7 separate regions of the Homo sapiens genome follow, and all the other regions are linked to region 6. A link is a contact called in ENCODE Hi-C or POLR2A ChIA-PET data. All regions are on one chromosome and are shown on one strand. The core of a region is the stretch at or near the end of the contact, and the rest is flanking DNA. Distances in the headings are between cores, read along the strand shown. Region 1 holds the start of TRAPPC6A (trafficking protein particle complex subunit 6A). Region 2 holds the start of AP2S1 (adaptor related protein complex 2 subunit sigma 1). Region 3 holds the start of ERCC1 (ERCC excision repair 1, endonuclease non-catalytic subunit). Region 4 holds the start of ZNF296 (zinc finger protein 296). Region 5 holds the start of POLR1G (RNA polymerase I subunit G). Region 6 holds the start of CCDC61 (coiled-coil domain containing 61). Region 7 overlaps ARHGAP35 (Rho GTPase activating protein 35).

The links. A loop is a pair of places that touch in the nucleus more often than their neighbours do. ChIA-PET counts read pairs that join two places held with the same protein, here RNA polymerase II (POLR2A). Pooled maps may share reads with other maps.
Region 1: a loop to region 6 is called in a pooled map, with 13 times the contacts of the local background. The contact joins the promoter of TRAPPC6A here to the promoter of CCDC61 in region 6. A Hi-C loop is called at or near these places in 10 of 50 pooled maps.
Region 2: a loop to region 6 is called in a pooled map, with 7 times the contacts of the local background. The contact joins the promoter of AP2S1 here to the promoter of CCDC61 in region 6. A Hi-C loop is called at or near these places in 8 of 50 pooled maps. POLR2A ChIA-PET finds 5 or more read pairs at or near these places in 2 of 52 experiments (GM12878 and OCI-LY7).
Region 3: a pooled map shows a loop between it and region 6 (8-fold over the local background). The contact joins the promoter of ERCC1 here to the promoter of CCDC61 in region 6. A Hi-C loop is called at or near these places in 6 of 50 pooled maps. POLR2A ChIA-PET finds 5 or more read pairs at or near these places in 2 of 52 experiments (HEK293 and PC-9).
Region 4: a pooled map shows a loop between it and region 6 (9-fold over the local background). The contact joins the promoter of ZNF296 here to the promoter of CCDC61 in region 6. A Hi-C loop is called at or near these places in 1 of 168 maps with a recorded cell type or tissue (CD4-positive, alpha-beta T cell) and 2 of 50 pooled maps. POLR2A ChIA-PET finds 5 or more read pairs at or near these places in 1 of 52 experiments (activated CD4-positive, alpha-beta T cell).
Region 5: a loop to region 6 is called in a map of B cell, with 6 times the contacts of the local background. The contact joins the promoter of POLR1G here to the promoter of CCDC61 in region 6. A Hi-C loop is called at or near these places in 3 of 168 maps with a recorded cell type or tissue (B cell and naive thymus-derived CD4-positive, alpha-beta T cell) and 7 of 50 pooled maps.
Region 7: a loop to region 6 is called in a map of transverse colon, with 17 times the contacts of the local background. The contact joins the enhancer-like site here to the promoter of CCDC61 in region 6. A Hi-C loop is called at or near these places in 1 of 168 maps with a recorded cell type or tissue (transverse colon). POLR2A ChIA-PET finds 5 or more read pairs at or near these places in 1 of 52 experiments (activated B cell).

The regions. Positions count from the first base shown.
Region 1 is chr19:45,176,813-45,179,752 of GRCh38, forward strand. TRAPPC6A (trafficking protein particle complex subunit 6A) reads right to left here and starts at 1,425. Exons shown (of 6, transcript NM_001270891.2): 1 at 1,323-1,425. The coding sequence starts at 1,406. It overlaps BLOC1S3 (biogenesis of lysosomal organelles complex 1 subunit 3), which reads left to right and starts at 1,972. Exons shown (of 2, transcript NM_212550.5): 1 at 1,972-2,019; 2 at 2,476-2,940. The coding sequence starts at 2,485. RefSeq lists enhancers at 803-1,746, 1,759-1,828, 1,899-2,218, 2,759-2,940 and silencers at 1,179-1,398, 2,569-2,878.
Region 2 is chr19:46,849,559-46,852,484 of GRCh38, forward strand. It overlaps AP2S1 (adaptor related protein complex 2 subunit sigma 1), which reads right to left and starts at 1,288. Exons shown (of 5, transcript NM_004069.6): 1 at 1,206-1,288. The coding sequence starts at 1,208. RefSeq lists an enhancer at 1,303-1,612.
Region 3 is chr19:45,422,321-45,425,184 of GRCh38, forward strand. It overlaps ERCC1 (ERCC excision repair 1, endonuclease non-catalytic subunit), which reads right to left and starts at 1,597. Exons shown (of 10, transcript NM_001983.4): 1 at 1,461-1,597; 2 at 950-1,061. The coding sequence starts at 1,054. RefSeq lists enhancers at 1,583-1,672, 1,733-1,782, 2,031-2,325.
Region 4 is chr19:45,075,214-45,077,913 of GRCh38, forward strand. It overlaps ZNF296 (zinc finger protein 296), which reads right to left and starts at 1,265. Exons shown (of 3, transcript NM_145288.3): 1 at 863-1,265; 2 at 500-649. The coding sequence starts at 1,160. It also overlaps a transcript of GEMIN7 not described here. RefSeq lists silencers at 82-391, 722-961, 1,052-1,461.
Region 5 is chr19:45,405,213-45,408,004 of GRCh38, forward strand. It overlaps POLR1G (RNA polymerase I subunit G), which reads left to right and starts at 1,432. Exons shown (of 3, transcript NM_012099.3): 1 at 1,432-1,506; 2 at 1,882-2,023. The coding sequence starts at 1,485. ERCC1 (ERCC excision repair 1, endonuclease non-catalytic subunit) reads right to left here. Exons shown (of 10, transcript NM_001983.4): 10 at 2,122-2,792. It also overlaps a transcript of PPP1R13L not described here. RefSeq lists enhancers at 1-538, 509-708.
Region 6 is chr19:45,994,028-45,996,972 of GRCh38, forward strand. CCDC61 (coiled-coil domain containing 61) reads left to right here and starts at 1,440. Exons shown (of 14, transcript NM_001267723.2): 1 at 1,440-1,477. RefSeq lists enhancers at 798-987, 1,378-1,557.
Region 7 is chr19:46,902,960-46,905,698 of GRCh38, forward strand. The region is part of intron 1 of ARHGAP35 (Rho GTPase activating protein 35); the gene reads left to right. Among named protein-coding and RNA genes, the nearest start is that of ARHGAP35, 43 kb to the left of the region's middle. Within about 2 kb of position 1,297, at least 14 of the 41 ENCODE cell types and tissues checked have a DNase peak (open chromatin) inside an H3K27ac peak, as active enhancers do.

The DNA.
Region 1 (2,940 bases), core at 175-2,674, 820 kb before region 6:
CACAAGGTCAGGAGTTCGACACCAGCCTGGCCAAAATGGTGAAACCCCGTATCTACTAAAAAAAAAAAAAAATTGGCCGGGTGCAGTGGCTCACGCCTGTAATCCTAGCACTTTGGGAGGCCAAGATGGGCAGATCACGAGGTCAGAAGATGGAGACCATCCTGGCTAACAGTGAAAACCCGTCTCTACTAAAAAAAATAATAATAATACAAAAAATTAGCCAGGTGTGGTGGCGCCAGCAGCGCTTGTGGTCCCAGCTACTTGGGAGGCTGAGAAGTGGGATGATCGCTTGAGCCCAGGAGGTCGAGGCAGCAGTGAGCCATGACTGCATCACTGCACTCCAGCCAGCCTGGGCGACCGAGCAGGATGCGCGTGCGCGCACACACACACACACACACACACACACAGTCCCGGGCCAGTCACGGTAGTTCACGCCTGTAATCCTAGCACTTTGGGAGGCCCAGGCGGGAGAATCACTTGAGCCTAGGGGTTCAAGACCAGCCTAGGCAACATGGCAAAACCCCATTATCTCTTTTTTTTTTTTCCTGAGACAAGTCTCGCTCTGTCGCCTAGGCTGGAGTGCAATGGCACAATCTTGGCTCACTGCAACCTCCGCCTCCCAGGTTCAAGCCATTCTCCTGTCTCAGCCTCCCGAGTAGCTGGGATTACAGGTACCCGCCATCATGCTCGGCTAATTTTTGTAGACACGGGGTTTCACCATGGCCAGGCTGGTCTTGAACTCCTGACCTCAGGTGATCCGACGGCCTCGGCCTCCCAAAGTGCTGGGAGCTACAGCGCCCAGCCGGCATATTTCATTTTATTATTTGACTCCCCTAGTGAAATGTAAGCTTCACAAGGAAGGGATTCTGTCTTAGAACGGTGCCTGGAATACAACAGACGCTCAATAAGTGGGTGTCGAATAAATAAATGTCCCACGCTGAGGCTTAGGTACGTTATGATACTCATTTTACAAAAGAGAAAACTAGGACACACAAAGATTAAGTCATTGGGTCGCACACCTAGTAAGTGGGGGAGGCGAGTCCTCAGCACACGCCCAATAACAGCATTATTATGATTACTAGCCGCTTACTCAGGCCTTGAGCTAAGTGCTTTACCCTGAATCATCGCGCTCAATTTAGCAATAACCCCGAGCCGGCACCGTCGCGAACGCCACTTTCCAAAGGAGGAAGCCAGGGCCAGACGTTGCCCTGCAAGGCCGGGGCTGGGCCGGGTTCGAACCCGGACGCCTGACGCGCCCTCCGCTCTCCCAGAGGCGTTACCTTGGTGGCCCCCGCTTCCTCCCCACGGAGCCCGGCGCTCACCCCCGGGCCGGGGTCGGGGTCGTGAGCCCACAGCTCAGCCACCATCTCCGTGTGAAGAAACTCAAACAACACAGTATCCGCCATGCCCCCTCCTCGCACGCCTAAAGATGCGCCCAGCGCTTCCAGCTCTCATTGGCCAGGCTTGGTAAGCCACGCCTCTTGCGTCATGGCGCGAGCCCTCCTACTCCGGCTTCCATTGGTGTTTTAGACTAGCCCCGCCTCCCCGCCCCGGACTCAGGTGGTGTGCGCGTGAGCCTGGGACACTAGGGGGCGGGCCTACGCCTTCTCTGGCCACATGTGGCAACATCTTCTGCTCTTACTGCCGTCCCTTCCCTATTTCCGGGTTCTCGAGCATTCCTATTGGCCAAATTACTGGTTACACGTGACATACTCGGCTTTTAAAATCCCTATTGGTCCACTCCAGACTTTCCTCGTCGCACAACCTGGAAGAGCCGGCCCAGCTGTTTCTCTATTGGCGGTTCCTCCATTCATGTGACTCTTCTGCACGCTCACTCAAAGCTGATGCTGAGAACTTGCTTCCTGATTGGTAGCCGGGCGAATCCACGTGACTTGGCCGCTAATGCCCGCCCAACCCGCTCCCCTATTGGTTGAAATCACAGCCCTTCAGCTGCCACGGTGAGAACGCAGCACTCGGGTTAGGAAGCGGATCTCGCAAGCTCCGAGCGTCAGCTGCCGGGTACGGTCTTTGGCGTTAGCGCTTCTCCCATCCCATGAGTGCCCCCAGCAGAGTCCAGTCGGACTGTCATCCTTTCTGCGACTCTGGCGCTGGTCCCGAGCAGCTCACGGGCCCGTGTGCTTCCGGGTCTGAGATTGGCATGGTGGACCAGGTGGAGGGTGTGGCCTCTACTAGGAGGCAAATTCGTAAAGACCTCGGCTTGGGACTCCGGGAACTCGGGCCCCAGATCCTTGTTCGAGCTGGTCTTCAGTTTCCCCATCTGTACGCTGAAGAGCCTGGGGTCCAGTAACCCCCATCATCACCCAGTTTACAGAAGAGGAAACTGAGGCCCAGACGGGGAGCAGCTGACACCAAGTCGTTAAGAGAATCAGCGAAGGGGCTGGGAATCCAGGACCTGCGCCTTTTACCCACCGCGGCGCCGGTCTCACGTGCAGTCCCTTCGCTCTTCTCCCCTAGTTCGGTGCCATGGCGTCCCAGGGTCGTCGGCGGAGGCCCCTGCGGAGGCCGGAGACGGTGGTGCCGGGGGAGGCGACCGAGACGGATTCCGAGCGCTCTGCGTCCTCGTCGGAGGAGGAGGAGCTGTACCTGGGTCCTTCGGGCCCGACGCGCGGCCGCCCCACGGGGCTGCGGGTGGCTGGGGAAGCCGCGGAGACCGACTCGGAGCCGGAGCCGGAGCCGGAACCGACGGCCGCGCCGAGGGACCTGCCTCCACTCGTGGTGCAGCGGGAATCGGCGGAGGAGGCCTGGGGCACGGAGGAGGCCCCGGCGCCCGCCCCCGCGCGCTCGCTCCTGCAACTTCGGCTGGCGGAGAGCCAGGCGCGGCTGGACCACGACGTGGCGGCCGCCGTGAGCGGTGTCTACCGCCGTGCAGGCCGCGACGTGGCCGCCCTGGCTAGTAGGCTGGCGGCAGCCCAGGCGGCG
Region 2 (2,926 bases), core at 38-2,537, 860 kb after region 6:
GACAAAAAGCTCTGCCTCTTACTCCCAAATTCCCTTGTATACCTCTCCCTGTTTTCTTCCCATTTGGAATCTCAAGTCCCCTCCGTCCTGAATCTCTGCATCCTCACGCCTCTGCTGTCCCCTCTAGATGCCCCCCAACCTTCCCTGTCTCCAATCCCCCTCCTCTGGAGTTGTTCCCTTTTGACCTCCACTTTCTCAGTCTCAGTTCCCCTCCTTGGGGCCTCAATGGGCTTTTTACTGGTGACATCCCTTGTCCCACTCCCAAGCTTCCTCCCTTCTTCAAAAGGTCACATTTTGCCTCCAAGGACCCTGTTCCTGGAGGAGACTCCGCCCCCGCTCTGACACTCTTTCTCATTCGTTTTCTTTCCCAACTTCCAGCCCAAAGAACCCTTTCCTAGATCCAAAGCCCCAACCTGGGGGATAGGGGCACTCCTAAATCCAATGTTGAGTCTTTGCCCCAACAAAGATTCCTCCCCAGGTCTCACACTTTCAAGCCTACTCCCCACCCCACAAGATCTCTCCTCTTGGAAAGACCTATTCAGTTGCTCCCCATTCTTTCCGAGTGTCCATCTTACCTCCAGGTCCTCTCTCCTTTTACAGCGCTTTCCCAGACCCTTAAGTTTCATTCCCTACAGTTGCCTCCTTTTGGTTTCCTGTGCCAGGTCTCTTCTTGAGATCATCCCTCTCTCACAGGCAGTCTCCTGCCCCTGTCTCAACATCCCCTCTCCACCTGCAATCAGATCCTTGTCTCTAGAGACTCCTCCCATCAAGAAAACCTCCCTCCCCTTTTCCAAGGTCTCGCGTTCTCGTCCCAGCGCTCCCGCCACACTTCCAGAGCGCCTTCCTCTTTCGGACGCCCTCTCCCCACCTCCAATGCCTTCTCGCTACCCACAAGACTGTGTCTCACGAGTTTCCTCTCGTTTCAAAGCTTCCAACCATCTACAACGTTTCCCACCTGCACAGCCCTTTCCCCTTGGAACACCACCCCCAATGCCCGTCGCCGCGAGACCCCTGGTAACCCCCGCGCGCAGAATCACCGCCCTGTGCCCTCCTTCCCGGCCCTGGATCGGTCCCAATCCCCAGAGCCCGCGCCTGACCCAGACCATCCGCGGCAGAGAAGGGACTTGTCAGCGCCCGATCCAGCCTCGGCTATTTACGCGTGGGCCCCCCCTCCGCCAGTCCCCGGCGTAGCGCTCCCCCGTTACCATGGCGACCCCCGTCCAGACCCCAGCGGCCCCGGTCCCGCGGCGACTGGGCAGCTCCGGCTCAGGGTGCAGTTGTAGGGCCCAGAGCTAGAGCGGACTTCCGGTAGAAAAACCCGCCTGCCTTCTCGCGCACAGACCCCTGGGAGTTGTAGTTTCACCAAAGGGGCCAGCCTGGGTGAAGATGGGTGAAGAGTCAGAGCCAGTCCTTTTCCTACCAAACGAGTCAGATCCCAAGTGCATGCTGGGATTTGTGGACAAACATCTTTACAGAGGACTACAATTCCCGAGATGCTGAAGAACCAGCGGTGAAGGCGTTGCATTCAGGGAAATGTAGTTCTCTTAGGTCCCCTCCCCCCACCCAGGGGAGAAGGGCATGCTGGGAATAGTAGTTTTAAATTTTAAAAAACTGTCCTGGGGAGATAGAAAATGTCTTTCCATTCCTCATCCAGTGATTTCTTTAATTTTTTTAAAAATAGAGACAGGGGTCTAGATATATTGCCTAGGTTGATCTCGAACTCAGCTTCAAGCGACCCTCAGCCTTCCAAATCACCAGGATTACAGGCATGAGCCACCACAACACCAAGCCAGTGTTTTGCTTAAAATACGTTGCGTGTGTCTCTCGGGAGACAACAGTTTAAAAGCATAAATTTGAACCGGCCCGGCGCGGTGGCTTACTCCTGTAATCCCAGCACTTTGGGAGTCCGAGGCAGGCAGATCACTTGGTTAGGAGTTCGAGACCAGCCTAGCCAGCATGGCGAAACCCCATCTCTACTAAAAATACAAAAAATTAGCCAGGCATGGTGGTGCGCACCTGTAGTCCCAGCTACTCGGGAGGCTGAGGCAGGAGAATCACTTGAAGCCCGGAGGCAGAGGTTGCAGTGAGCCCAGATCTCGCCACTGCACTCCAGCCTGGGCAATAGAGAGAGACTCCAAAAAAAAAAAAAAATCTCTAGTTTGGCGGGGGCATGATGGCCCATGCTTGTAATCCCAGCACTTTGAGAAGCTGAGGTGGGTGGATCACCTAAGGTCAGGACTTCGAGACCAGCATGGCCAACACGGTGAAACCATTTCTACTAAAAATATAAAAATTAGCTGGGTGTGATGGCAGGTGCCTGTAATCCCAGCAACTCGGGAAGCTGAGGCAGGAGAATTGCTTGAACCTGGGAGGCAGAGGTTGCAGTGAGCCGAGATCACACCATTGCACCCTAGCTGGAATGACAAGAGCGAAACTCTGTCAAAAAAAAAAAAAACCCTCCAGGTCAGCAGTTAGTTTAGTGTTTTTTTGGTGTGTCTTTGTTTTTGCTTTTTTCTGAAAGAGGGTCTCCCTTGGTCACCCAGGCTGTAGCGCAGTGGCATGATCTCAGCTCACTGAAGCCTCAACCTGCTGGGCTCAAGTGATCCTCCCACTTCAGCCTCCCGAGTAGCTGAGACTACATACACATGCCGTCACACCTGGCTAATTTTTTGTACTTTTTGTAGAGACAGGGTCTTGCTATGTTGCCTAGGCTGCTCTTGAACTCCTGAGCTCAAGCGATCCTCCCTCCTCCACCTCCCAAAGTATTGAGATTACAGGCGTGATTTTTTAAATGGCCTTTATTACATTTTAAAAATTATTTTATTTGCCCTATGAGTATGTGTGTATGTTTGTCTAGATCTCTCATTAGGTAGTGAGTTGTTGAGGGCAGGGACCCTGTCTGATAACTGTATCTTCATTACCTAGA
Region 3 (2,864 bases), core at 347-2,846, 570 kb before region 6:
TCTGCCCTTGAACACGGCAGGCTCTCTCTGACCTCAGGGCTTTGGCACTGGCTGTTCCCTCTACCCCAGATGTCGCCATGGCTCACTCCCTCACCTCTTTCACGTCTCTACCAAGATGTCACCTCCTCAGAGAGGCCCTCCCTTGACCTTCCTATCTAAAGTAGGAAGGGGCCAGGCATGGTGGCTCATGCCTGTACATCCCAGCACTTTGGGAGGCCGAGGTGGGCGGATCACTTGAGGTTCGAGACCAGCCTGACCAACATGGTGAAACCCGTCTCTACTAAAAATACAAAAATTAGCCAGGCGCGCTCCTGTAATCCCAGTTACTCGGGAGGCTGAGGCAGGAGAATCGCTTGAACCCAGGAGGCAGAGGTTGCAGTGAGCCGAGATGGTGCCAGTGCACTCCAGCCTGGGCAAAAGAGCGAGACTCTGTCTCAAAAAAATAAATAAATAAATAAATAAATAGAGTAGGAAGGTCCTCTCCCCCATCATGCCCTACATCCTTAGCCCACTTTCCTTTTCTTCATAGCCAATGCTCATCACCCGTCGATTGTTTTCCCTTGGGAAGGAGATTTCAATATTGCCAGGTCCTTCCATTTACCAAAATATGTCTAAAGTGTAGATTTTTTTAAGATTGCAAAACCTGGCGATTCTTAAACACGAGCAATAAATTCATGTCTTGAAAAATCAGGGTGCTGGCCTCGTAAAACACATCAGGGGCTACCTGCTGAATGCCAGTGTCTGGCCTCTGCCTTAGCCCTCTCTTAGAACCACCCATCCATTTCACAGATGGGGAAACTGGGACCTGGGGAGGACCAAGGACTGTTTCCCCAAGTCGTCCGTGGCCCCCAAATCCACTAACCCACACCCTGGTCCCACAGGCCCCATCCTATCCTCTTCGTCCTAACAGCCCCCAGCCTCCCAGGGGCCCCGCATCTCCTTGTCCTACCACTCCAGGAGGGACCTCATCCTCGTCGAGGGGTATCACAAATTTCTTCCTTGCTGGCGGCCCTGAGGGCTGGGGCACCCCCTCTTTGTCCTTCCCAGGGTCCATCTGGAGCCTGAAAGGGAAGGTGCCAGGAGCGAGTGAGCCACTGGCGTCTACGTTCTCATCCCGCAGCAGGAACCCCCCACTCACAGCCGTCCCCCACAAAACTCCGAGAGCTCCATAGCGTCAGGTCCCCAACACCCAGCGCTAGAGGCTCTGTAACGCCACGCCCCTTTGACCTCCACCTTCGGCTCGCCCCGCCCCTTACAGGTCCACAAGTCCCATCGCTCCGCCCCTCGCCCCCACCGGATTCTATTGGCTCCGTCCCCACCATCCCCCGCCTTCCGTTCGTCCGGCCCCCGAGGCTAGCATCTGGACGCCCTCCCCACGCCTGGCCTTGTCCATCTCTCAGACTCGGCAATGATTGGCTTCCGCGGCGCCAATCTCCACCCGCAGTCTCCGCCTCCCGCACCTGTGGTCCGGGCCTCACGGTTTCAGCGCCGCGAGGCCTCACCTGCTGGTCTTGGAGCCTCAAGGGAAAGACTGCAGAGGGATCGAGGCGGCCCACTGCCAGCACGGCCAGCGTGGCCCAGGGCTCGCAGCACTTCCGGCCTCTCTGGCCCCGCTCCCCAGGAGAGTAGAGCATAGAGCAGGGCGATCTCTGTACAACTCTCTATGGTTCTGGAGGACCGCGGAGGTCGTGGGAGGAGAGAGATGTGGCCTGAGGATCTGGCTCCCAAACTGTTAAGTTTCAAAGCCCTTACTGAGCGCTTCTGTGTGCCCAGAATCCTGGCAGGGCTCAGTGGAGAACAGATCGCAGGAGATCCAACTTGGTCCCTCCTCTCAGTAAGGAGAGACTTAAGTTTGAATCCAACTCAGACATTGACTTGGCTTCAGTTTCCTCATTCATTCATTTATTCCACACCTATTCCCCCCACGCGCTTCCTCTCTTCCCGGTCCTGTGCGAGTCCGTGCTGGTGACACAGCAGTGACCAACGACAGCCCCGTGTTGTCCTCCCGGAGCTTACGGTTCAGTAAGGGACACAGACACGTTCCCAGTGCTGACCCAGAATGGGCAGGTCTGGGATGGGAGATCCCGGGAGAGCCGTGGGATGGGGGTCAGGGGGAGCGCCTGACTCAGCCCCGGAGTCCGGAAGGGCTTCCTGGAGGAAGGGACATCTGAGCAGGGGCCTGGCTGATGAGTTAGTATTAGTCACTTCCTGAAAGGATAGTATCACACTGTTCTAACTTGCAGCTCTCTGATTACTAAGGAAATGGAATGTTTTTTGTGAAAGTATTGGTCTTGTAAATTTTGTCTTCTGTGAATTGCTTGCTCATATTCCTTGTCCATTTTTAAAATGGGTTGTATGGCTTTTTTATTACTATTAATTTCTAGGGGTACTTTATGGATTCTGATTCTAATCCTTAGTTACCCATATTGCAAACATTTCCTCCTAGTTTCTACTTTGGGCTTTAACTTTAGTTATTTTTGGCACAGAAGTTATTTGTGTTTATGCGCAACTATTTATCAATCTGTTCCGTTCTGACTTTTGCTTTTGGTGTGTTAAGAGCCCTGCCATAACCCAGGGTCATAATGATAAATTCTTTTTTTTCTTTTTTTTTTTTTTTTCGAGACGGAGTTTCGCTCTTATTACCCAGGCTGGAGTGCAATGGCGCGATCTCAGTTCACTGCACCTCCCCCTCCCGGGTTCAAGCGATTCTCCTGCCTCCTTAGTAGCTGGGATTACAGGCATGTGCCACCATGCCCGGCTAATTTTTTTTTTTTTTTTTTTTTTTTGTATTTTTAGTAGAGACGGGGTTTCACCATGTTGGCCAGGCTGGTCTCAAACTCCTGACCTCAGCTGATCCTGAGGTC
Region 4 (2,700 bases), core at 15-2,514, 920 kb before region 6:
CCCCTTCCTTGGCTCTGAACACTCAGCTGTACTAGCACCTCAATCAGAATTGACAGAGAGAGACAGGAGGGGGTGGCAACCTCCCCATTCCAGCTGGCCTCCACTCCCCCTCCCCCCGGCCGCTGCCCTCCCTAGAGGTCCCCTCCTACTGCCACCCTGGTCCAGCCACCTGGCCAGTTATTTCTGGCCAAGGGGAAGGAGAAGTGAAACCAGGTTGGGGTGTGTGTTGGGGGGGGCAAAATCCCGGGCTAGTCTTCTGGGGCTGGCCACACCCTGTAGGCGGCCCTCCTTCCCTGCCCAGTCCCCCCCCGCCCCCCCTCCACCGCCACCACTGGTCCCTGCCCTAGGACGGGCAGGCCCTGGCCACGCCTAGGCTGCACCCGATGGGGAGCGAGAAAGGGGAAGTAGTGCTCAGTGCCCTGCCGTCCAGCCCAGCCCCTTTCCAGCAGGAAGCCCAGCCCTCGAACTTGAGAGGGGGACTGCACCCGGCTTTACTCACCTGAGCCCTGGCCGCGGCTGGGGCCTCTGAAGAGCTGACAGCCCAGCTTCTTGTGGTCCATGAAGGCAGTGATGGCCTCCAACGGGAAGGTCTGCAGGCAGCGGCCGCAGGTCAACAGATCTGGGTGTTTGTCGGTCCAGGGCTGGCGGTCTGCAGGGAGGAAGCGGGTGGTGAGCGTGGGGTGGGGCCAGGATGGGGGCTGAGGGTGCTGAAGGAGAGGGGAAACCGAAGGTCAGAAGGGGGCCTGAGGGGCAGGACGGGGCGAAGGAGATAAGGCAGGGCGAGGGGCCCATGCCCAAAGGGAAGGGTCCCACCCGAGGGTCAAAGGTAAGGGAGGCTGGGCCCAGGGCCCGGGGTGCTCACCGGGATAGTTCGGGGTCAACGGCGTCCACAGGGTCCACGGGTTCCGCGGGCCGAGGGCGAGGAGGGCGGCCCCGGCGGGCATGGGGCCAGGGGAGTGGTGGGGTTCGCCGCCGAACCGCCCCGCCGAGGACACCTCCTTCGGGGAGAAGGGCCCCAGCCTTGGGGCCTGTTGGGGCTGCGCGTCTGGCTCGGGCTTGAGTTCGATGACGAGGTCCTGCATTTCCATCTCGTCGTCTGGGTTGGCGGCGGGCGCGGGCTCTACTCGGCGGGGCGCGCTGCCGGCCTTGCGGCGGGACATGAGTCGCGGGCCGGGCGAGCGAGCGGGCGGGCAGGCAGGCAGGCGGGCGGGCGGAGGACGCACGAGCGGAGGACGCGCGGACCGTGCGCGCTCAGGTGAGTGACTGCGGCGACCCGCCGCGAACTCTTACACGTGCTGGCCGGGCCCGTGGCTCCGCCTACCAGGGCGGGGCTCATGGGAGGGGACCGAGCCGCCCTGCTGGGGCCCTGACGGCGGCCTAACTCAATCTAGGCAGTGTCCCGTGCGTTTGGCTTAGTGACCAAATTTAATCACACCGAGTTCCCACAAGGCATTGAAACAGCTATCCCTGATCCCGTTTTAGGGCGGGTGAAACTGAGACACGGCATGCCCACACGCACCCCCAAGCGAGAAAAATAGTCGGTCACGTTTCTTATTAGGTGCCTGATAGTAATCTGGGCTATTTCATTAAATGCATTACAATAAAAATTCATTTTGCAAGCATTCACTGAGTGCCTCCTGTGCGCCAGGCTCTGTTTGAAGCCCTGAGAATACAGGAGGGAATAAACAGAAGATAATCTTTGTTTGCACGGAGTTCAGACGGTGGGGGAAGACACTATAAACATAATTACGTAAAATATAGATGGCCCTTCATGATGACCAGTGCCATGGAGCAAAAGAAAGCTGGAAAGGCGGAGAGGGTTACTGGGGTTGAGGGATTCAATTTTCTCCCCTATGATGGGAAAGGGCATGGTGGAGCTGAGGCTGGAGGGAAGGAAGCCCAGCCAGTGGGCCTGGGCATTGAGGAATTACAAGGAAAGGGAGAGGCAATACGGGTTGGGGATTGAGTTCAGTGAAAATATGGGGGCAGATCCAAGCAATCTTTTGATCGCTTTAAGGTCTTTTGGTTTTCCTGAGACCGGAGCCTTAGGAGGGTTTTGAGCAGAGGAGGACTGTAATCATACACATCGACTCTGTTCCTAGACCAGAAGTCGCCATTAAAACCAAATAGCCAAGCAGCTCACCTGCCTCCACTCCGCCTCCTTGAACTTCCCTCCCCTAAGCAGTTCTGTCTGCTCACTGTTTGAAGTGGCATCGACACCCTGCCCCACCCTCAATCCCTGATGAGTATTCTTTTCTTCCTGGCACCGACTGCACGACAGTATAGAACGGCTTGTGGACTGTCCTCTCCCCCACCCAATGCAAGCCCCCTGAGGTCAGGGCAAGAACCTGTCCTCCCCCAGCTGTCCTCAGCCCAGATGCTGATTTCAGATGCTGATCTCTTGGAGTTCTGCACATTGTTATTCAGGTCTGGGTTCCATTGTCCTCCTGAGAGCAGAGGGCCCTGACCAACAGTATCTAAAGTAGCCCCACCCTGCTGAAGGCCTTGCAAATTACACTCCATGACCTCCATCTGTCCCCAGTTCCCTCTTGGATCTCACTTTCTCCATCTGTCAAAGGAGGTAGGGCAGGTTGGAACTAGAGGGTTATCTGAGGTGGTTTCTTCTTCACTGCCGCCTCCTCTGATCACCCTTTTTTTTTTTGTAATTTTTAATTTTTCAAAAAAAATTATTTTTAAATA
Region 5 (2,792 bases), core at 182-2,681, 590 kb before region 6:
CATTTGGATTCACCCAGAGTCCATTTCACAGACAGGAAGGGCGAGGCCCAGAAGCCGAGAGCGACCAGGCCAGGGAGATACAGAAGAGCCGAGACGCCTGCCTCGCTGTGGCTGGAGACTGACTCCTGAGCCCTTGCCCCACCCCTTCAGGCGCACTATCCCCTTTCCTGATCAGTATCCCCCAGGGTCTCTGAGCCCGAATCTCCCCGTCGATAAAAAGCGCGGGTTGGATCTTCAAAGGATGTCCCAGCAAGAGTTCAAAATCTTAGTTTGGACTACAACCCCCAGCAGCCTCCGCGACCGCCCTCGGGCGACTCTTTGCCTCGGGTCCTGTGGGAATTGTAGTCCTGGAGCCCGCAGGGGCTGCACCCCGGTGTCTCTCTCGCCCACGCGAAGGAAACCGTCTGGAGATCCTGGATAGGGGAAACATTTCCCCTTCCCCTTGACCCTCCCTCCGCTCTGGAAAGCCTCTCCCACCTGGGGAGAAGGGGTGCCCCAATTCTGGAGTAGGATCCTAAATCTTGGCAGAGGGGGCGGGAAGTGGCGCTGACACACTGGCCAGGAATGCAGTCGGGTCACCCTGTCTAGCCACCGTCTCGCGGCTCCAACCGCCGCCCAACGCGGGGCGGCCCCAGTGGGAAGGGAAGTGGGTGCGTCCCCCAAATCTGTGTCCACGTGCCGCTGTTTACACGCTCCCTGGGGCAGGGAGGAGTCGCCGATCAGGTCCCTTCCTGAAAGTCATCGAGGTTTCCCACGCATGAGACTAAACCCCCGAGGGCATCTACAAGTCCCATTTGATCCACAAACGCTACACCGTGCCCAGCACCACTCCACGCGTGTGGGGCTCCTGGGTCCGAGGCTCCGCCCTCGAGAACCACAAGCTCCTCCCCCTATGTTTCCCGCTCCCCCGGAGTCCAGAAGCCCCGCCCCTGGCTGGAACTTCACGCCCTCCGGACGGATTGCCCCTATTTCTCCATTTTCCCGCTTCTCCCAGTCAAGTTCTGAACTTGTGAGGCATCTGGGCCTCCCCAGAAGACATTTAACACAGAAAGCACAGCCCTACTAACTAGTATTCTTACCTGTCTCTTCAAGAATTTCAGACCAATCGACCGTCCTGTCTCTTTAAGGCTTAGGAAGAGCAGTGTGGCTGCCCCTTTAAGGAGGCGTTGCAACAAACCATATTGGACAGACGATGGGGGCGACCCATCGGGACCCGACGGGCCTCTGACTCCAGCAATACAGCGAATCAGCGGCTTTCGGGAATACATTTTTCGGAAAAAGACTTCTTCCTCGGTTTTCTGCTCTGCACACGTTGAAATTTTCCCCAGTTTTTCCTGCAGATCGGGAGTCGAGCAATGCCTACCCCCGCGCTCCCGCACCAGTTGGGCGCTCCCGGATGATGCCCTACCCCTTTGGATCCACGTGGTCTGCAACCTGGTGCGAGCAGCCCGGGCTACAGGGTTGCCTGAGGTGTGGGTCCCAGGATGGAGGAGCCCCAGGCCGGCGGTGAGGGTGCGGGTTGACGGGGTGCGGAGGGTGCGTTGGTGGAAGGAGAAAGGGGCGTCCGAGAGGGTTCGGGCGGAAAAGGAGGCGTACCTGCAAGCAGGACTTGCGAAGAGCGTGCATTCCCAGTGGGCGAACGGGAATTCGAACGGAGAGAGGGTTATCTTGTGGGGGGCTACCCGTGGAGAGCAAGGCGCCCCCAGGGGTTGGATCGGTGAAATTGAGGTCGCCCCTGGGGAACAGGTGGGCAGAAAGGAGAAACCAGGTTGAGGGGACTGGAGTGCTCACGAGGTTAAGACCAATGGACCGATAGGCGCGCCCTGCAAGATTGGACCGGCAAGGAGGTGTCAGTCGACCCCATTTCCCCTTCTGCTGCAGATGCTGCTCGGTTCTCTTGTCCCCCCAACTTTACCGCGAAGCCCCCAGCCTCAGAGTCCCCTCGTTTCTCCTTGGAGGCGCTGACGGGTCCAGATACGGAGCTGTGGCTTATTCAGGCCCCTGCAGACTTTGCCCCAGAATGGTGAGTGGTCTTGTTGACGGAAAAGAGGGTCCCGGTCCAGACCCCAAGAGCGGGTTCTTGAATTTGTCACAGGAAAGAATTAGAGGTGAGTCACAGAGCACAGTGAAAGAAACAAGTTTATTGGAAACTACTCCTTTACAGAGTAGAGTGTCCTCAGAAAGCAGGGGGAGAAACCCACAGCCCTTTGTTAGTATTTCTACTTATAAGAAACTATAAGGAACTATAGTTAAACTTGGAGTGTGCAGATAAGCTCACTAAAGGTAGGGGCTATTGGTGTTATCCACGACCATTAATCCTGCAACCTAAGCTTGCTCATTTATGTTATATTTAAGTAATGGGGGCTGCATTCTTAGGACATTTGGACATTCTGCAGGCTTGGTGGAACATGTTCTGTATGGCCATAAATATTCTGTAATTATAATTGGTGGTCAGCCTGGGATGTGGTTATTTTCAGGCCATAAGCATGAACCTTGTAAGTGCCTAGCTACTCACTTTAAGATGGAGTCACTCTAGTCATGTTTTATTAAAAACCAGAGGCCAGCCAGGCGCAGTGGCTGGTGCCTGTAATCCCATCCTTTGGGAGGCCGAGGCGAGCAGATCACTTGAGGTCAGGAGTTCAAGACCAGCCTGGCCAACATAGTGAAATTGTCTCTACTAAAAATACAAAAATTGGCTGGGCGTGGTGGCAGGTGCCTGTAATCCCAGCTACTTGAGAGGCTGAGGCAGGAGAATCGCTTGAACCCAGGAGGTGGACATTGCAGTGAGCCGA
Region 6 (2,945 bases), core at 190-2,689:
ACAAACAAAAAATTGAAAGTATTGAGCCAGAAGTTAGTCTGTGGAAACATTTTCCAAAACATAGTTAACATGTGAATGAAACTTTATGAAAGTTTTTCTTTTTTTTTTTTTGGAGGTGGCATCTCACTCTGTTGCCCAGGCTGGCGTGCAGTGGCACGATCTTGGCTCACTGCAACCTCCGCCTCCCGAGTTCAAGTGATTCTCCTGCCTCAGCCTCCTGAGTAGCTGGGATTACAGGCGTCCGCTACTGCGCCCAGCTAATTTTTTATATTTTTAGTAGAGACAGGGTTTCACCAGGTGGTTCAGGCTGGTCTCGAACTCCTGACCTCGTGATTCCCAAAGTGCTGGGATTACAGGTGTGAGCCACCGCGCCTGGCCAGAAGTTTTTCTAGATTTCCAAAAGACTTCAATAACATCACCAATACTGATTTGTGAAGCTGAAACTTGTTCTAAATTATAATGAATTTTTAAAAAGTTCCATCAACCACGCTAGAGGAAAGATAACTTACTTTTCTCTTTGTAGACAAGGATATTGTGAAACATGCAGCTGAAAAAGTAGGAAACATCACAGAGGTGTGTCAGGCAGAAAATTAATAAAAACATTACGTTATCCTTTGGGATTTTGCAATGTTTGTGGTATTTGGCTCTTTTAAATATGTAATTTGTTATTATTTCATATTCTAAGTAAACTTTCATGTCAGTTTTTTTTTTTCTTTAAACTTTATTTTCCTTTCTTAAAGAGGTCCCTCCTCCCCCATCCCCGCGCTCAATTCCTTTAGCTGGATCCTTCCAGTTCATGACTGATCGGTTTAAAATATGGGTCGTTCAAAAGCCGTGTGAACCCGGGCTAGTGGCTATACCTCTCTGAGACTGTTTTCTTAGTGGTAAAATGGAAATCATAATAACTTTGCAGGGCTGTTATAAAGTTTAAATAAGCCAAGTCCTGCAAAATGCTTAGTGCAGGTTTGGAATGCACCAAGCGATGACAAATCTCAACCTGTCTTTATGCTGAGACCACTCCCCAGTTTCCGGAGCCGCGGCCACTATCTCCCCATGCGCATGCACACCCGGCTCTCCCTTCCAGGCCCTCCCCACCACGTGGGCGCGGCCTACCCTCCCGCAGGGGGTAATAGGTGGAGTCAAGGGGCTACTTCCGGGATTCTTTCCCTTCCACTCTGGGGAACAACCTTTTTGTATGACTGGCAGCATTATTAGCCAGTAGTGATTAGAGAAGAGCCCGACGTTAGGTGCCTCCCCCAACCCATTTGGGACAGCCTCTTCTTAGTTAGCCAATTGGAAGTTTTGGAGGGCGGGTTCTCCTCTGGGGGAGGGACAGAGTGATGGGCGTCTCTTTTGGCTAATGGAAACTTGGCTGCTGGTAAGCTGTGACCAATCAGAAGCGAGAACGCCGGATCCTGGGGCGGGGCTGGAGCTTCGTCAGTTGAACCGCTCGCGAGGAGGGTTGCTAGTGGAGAAGGTGAGAGGCCGCGGGAGTGGCGGTTGCGCGGGCCGTGGTGGAGGTCTTAGGTGGAGGGGAAGGGGCTTCTCTCGGGGGAGAGTGGGCTGCGGTGGGCAGCTGACCTGGCCTTGTAGGAATCGGGAGGGAGGGTGCCCTTTAACAAGGGTAGGCGCTTGATTGAGGGGTTGTGAGGCTGAGCGCAGCATGTGAGTTGGGGGTGATCTGTATATCGCAGGAGGGTCTTCAATGGGGAAAGTTGTAAAGCAGGAGACAGCAGATGGTAAAATATAGAGACGTCCTTGGAATGCAGCGTGGCGATTTAGTAGGAGGTTTTAAGGCAGAGGGTTATTACAGCGCACTATGCTTTACAAGCTTTGATTTGGGTGAAAGTCGTGGGAAGAAGCAATATTGAGGAAGGGAGGGAAGGAGACCTCCAGGGATGAGCATGTACTTTAAAGAGATGTGAAGCCCTATTATGCCTGTGGCGTTTGCTATGTGCTGTGCACCTGCCAAGTGTTTTAGGTGAATTAACTCTTAAACTTACTCTACTGATGGTTAAGAATGTGGGCTCTGGCGTCGGGTTGAATCCCGAATTTGAATCCTGGCTCTGCCACTGATCATTACTGTGGCTTTGGGCCAGTTGTTTAACCCTTCTGTGCCTCAGCTTCATCATCAGTAGAATGACATCATCTCTGTCTATACCATTGGCTAGCTTCACCCTCTTTATCTAATGAGAACTCCCACGTGTGTATTTCCAGCCTGGATCTCTGCCCTGAACTCCAGACTCATATCATGGCCGACTCTTCTCTCTTTGGAAGTTCATCTGACATTCAGACATAAACTTGTCCCAAACCAATCTTGCGATTTCTTCCTTTCAACCTCCAAACCCAGTTGATGGGACATTCATCCTGCCAGGTACTAAGATCAAGAAGCTTGGAGTGTTCTTTTTTTTTTTTTTTTGAGACAGAGTTTCGCTCTTGTAGCCCAGGCTGGAGTGCAATGGCGCGATCTTGGCTCACTGAAACCTCCACTTCCCAGATTCAAGGGAATTACAGGCGCCCGCCACCACACCCAGCTAATTGTTTGTATTTTTAGTAGAGAAGGGGTTTCACTATGTTGGCCAGGTTGGTCTTGAACTCGTGACCTCAGGTGATCCACCCGCCTCAGCCTCCCAAAGTGTTGGGATTACAGGCGTGAGCCACCGTGCCTGGCTAGCTTGGAGTCTTCTTCACTTCTCCCTTTTGTCTTACTTATATATGGTCTAGCAGATCGCATTAGCTCTGTCTTCAAAACACATCCAGAATCCAACCATGCCTCACCAGCTCCTTTGCTACCACTCTGGCCTCAGTTTGTCTCCTGCTCTTACCTGGTTTGTTGCAGTGGCCTTCCAGGTGGGCTCTCTGCCTCTCACTGTTAGGGGGATACTAGTAGAACAGAAGTCAGGTCAGGTTGTTTCTCCTTTCAAACCCTCTCCTGGCTCCCACAT
Region 7 (2,739 bases), core at 47-2,546, 910 kb after region 6:
GTATGAACAGATTATATATGTTTCTGTGCCCACACCTGTACCCTTGAGGAGCGGTAATAGCCAGAAGGGATCGTGGTGTTAGAGATGGCAAAGCTAAGGCTCTGACAGGCTCTCTTAAGTTAAGGCCTTGACAGTGGGTTTTCTGAGCAGAAAGCAGAAATCACAGATGGATTCAGGGGCCGGGGAGTGGTCTGCGGCATTGGGGAGACACATGCAATAGTGAAGGAACTGGGTTGAGACACCTACTCATCCCCAAACCCTCTCTTCATTCTGCACACAGTAATCATATTAGCTATGGTACAAGTTTCCCATAAGATTTTAACATAGTAAATGCCGTGGGAGTCAGAGTCGGTCTGCTGACAGGGTTTTTATAATGGTGATGTACGTTGTTGTGCATTGATTTTAAGACGATTCAAAAGAAAGTAGCTGCTCTGTGCTCTTCCCAGGGCCATTCAGAGCCAGGGAGTGGGAGGTGAGGCCACGGAGGGAACCACTCAGTGGGTTTATCTTGGGCATTCTGTGCATATGTAACTGAGAAAGGTATGTTGTTACCTAATGTATGCTTTTGATAATTTGGACCAAGAGACATGGTATTCTGAATAGCAGCCAAATATATGAGGTCAAGGTGACTTCCTCTAGCAATTAGGACAGCTGTCATGGAAGAGTAGGCCAGACCTGATTTCCTTCTTAAGTCCGAGGGCTAAACCAGTGATAAGAGATGACTCGTTGATCTTCCTGATATTACTGGCCAAGCACTTTCTAAGGAATGACGATTGATAAGGAAGAACAAACTACTATTTTGGTCTCTTATCTAAAGGAAAATCATGAAGCTAGCACTTTATAGAAAATGCACTTATTCAGTTCCTTGTATGATCACAAATGTTTTCTTAGTTATTTTTGGGCTCCCCAACAGGATATGTTACTTATAGTTTGAAATTCGCCTTTTTTTTTTTCTCTGAAATATATCTTGAAGTGTTGAGTGGTGGCTAGGTGCCATATAGAACATACAAGCAGAATTTTATAGAAGTATACATTTAGTGAGGGGTGGAGATTATTGCTTTAATAAATGGGACTGGCTGGATGTCATTCTTTTTTGTCCCCTTCCCAGTCACTTTGACTCTAGGGTCTTGATTAATGTGATCATCTCTGCAGAGTGTGGAGAGACAGCACTGGGATGGGGGTGGGAAGTGGGCGCAAAGCCTTTCTTAGGGCACAGACAGCTCTGACAGCAGTTTCTGGGACTGCCTTCCCCTCTCCCCTTCAGCTTCCGCATCTGTGACGTGAGGGAGCTGGCTGCCAGCATTCCCAGCTTGGCCTGCCTTCCAGTGGCTTTCATTCAGAGACAGCAGATCATGTTCATCTGGAAGTTTTCTTAGTTGTTCATCTCAAGAAGAATCTTAGGAATTTTTTTTCAAATCAGCCAGTTTTCCTCAGATTTTGCTTCTTCTTTATCTGCCCTGTTCCTTTGGCTAATCTTCTGTCAGCGAGACACAGGGTCATCAGTTTAAGTATGGGAAGGAAATTATGGCCTTGAGCACAGGCAGAAAGCATCTGGCTCCCAGGCGCTTCCTGTGAGCCACCATGAAATTACAAAGACTGGGCCTGACAAGGCCTTTCAAAGGAGCATCTCACACCACCACTGTGTCAGCATTTCCATGATTCCATCGTAAAGCAGTTGTTTTTCCTGATGCTTATTATGACCAGGTTGGAGTTGGCCTTTACATGGGAAGCGTTTATCCAGTGGATGAGAGTGAAACAGCAGGACAGAGGTGGCGGGGGAGAGGGCTCAGATTGCTCTCGGAATTCCCTTCTCCAGCCCGGTCCTGACCAAGCCATTCTTGCTCAGAAGCCTGTGGTTCCTCAGAGGATGAAGTCCAGACTGTCTTTAGCGTGTCAGGACCCTCCACAGACTTGCCCCCAGCGTCTCCCACCATATGTGCCTATGCTCCGCGTTCCTGTTCTCCAGCCAGGGCAGTGCGGGGGAGTGGAGGGACGAGAGCTGGGGGTGGTGTCAGGAGACCTGGGTTCTGGACTGGGGTTCCTGTCTATCTAGCTGAGTTATTTCATTTCTCTCTGTCTCAGTAGTTACTAATCTGGATAGGCTTACCAAATGAGAGGAGGAGAAGAAAAGGTTTAGGAGACAGATTACAAGGCTCTTTCTGATTCTTGTCTCCTGGCCTAGCTTGGAAATTAGAACACCAAATGTCTGAGCATTAAATGGGTTTTTGAACCATGAAGTTTTTTGAACTTCTTAAAAACAAAAACAAACAAAAAGAAAACACTGTAGGTTGGGCGTGGTGGCTCACGCCTATAATCTCAGCACTTTGGGAGGCTGAGGCGGGTGGATCAGGAGATCGAGGCCAGCCTGGCCAAGACTGTGAAACCTCATCTCCACTAAAAGTAGAACTTAAACTTTTTTTTTTTTTTTTTTTAATAGATGGAGTCTCATTCTGTCACCTAGGCTGGAGTGCAGTGGCGCGATCTTGGCTCACTGCCACCTCTGCCGCCGGGGTTCAAGAGACTCTCCTGCCTCAGCCTCCCGAGTAGTTGGGACTACAGGCGCCTGCCACCGCGCCCAGCTAATTTTTGTATTCCACCCCCCCCCCCCAAGACAGAGTCTTACTCTGTCACCCAGGCTGGAGTGCAATGGCGCGATCTCAGCTCACTGCAACCTCCACCTCCCAGGTTCAAACGATTCTGGTGCCTCAGCTTCCTAAGTAGCTGGGACTACAGGCACAT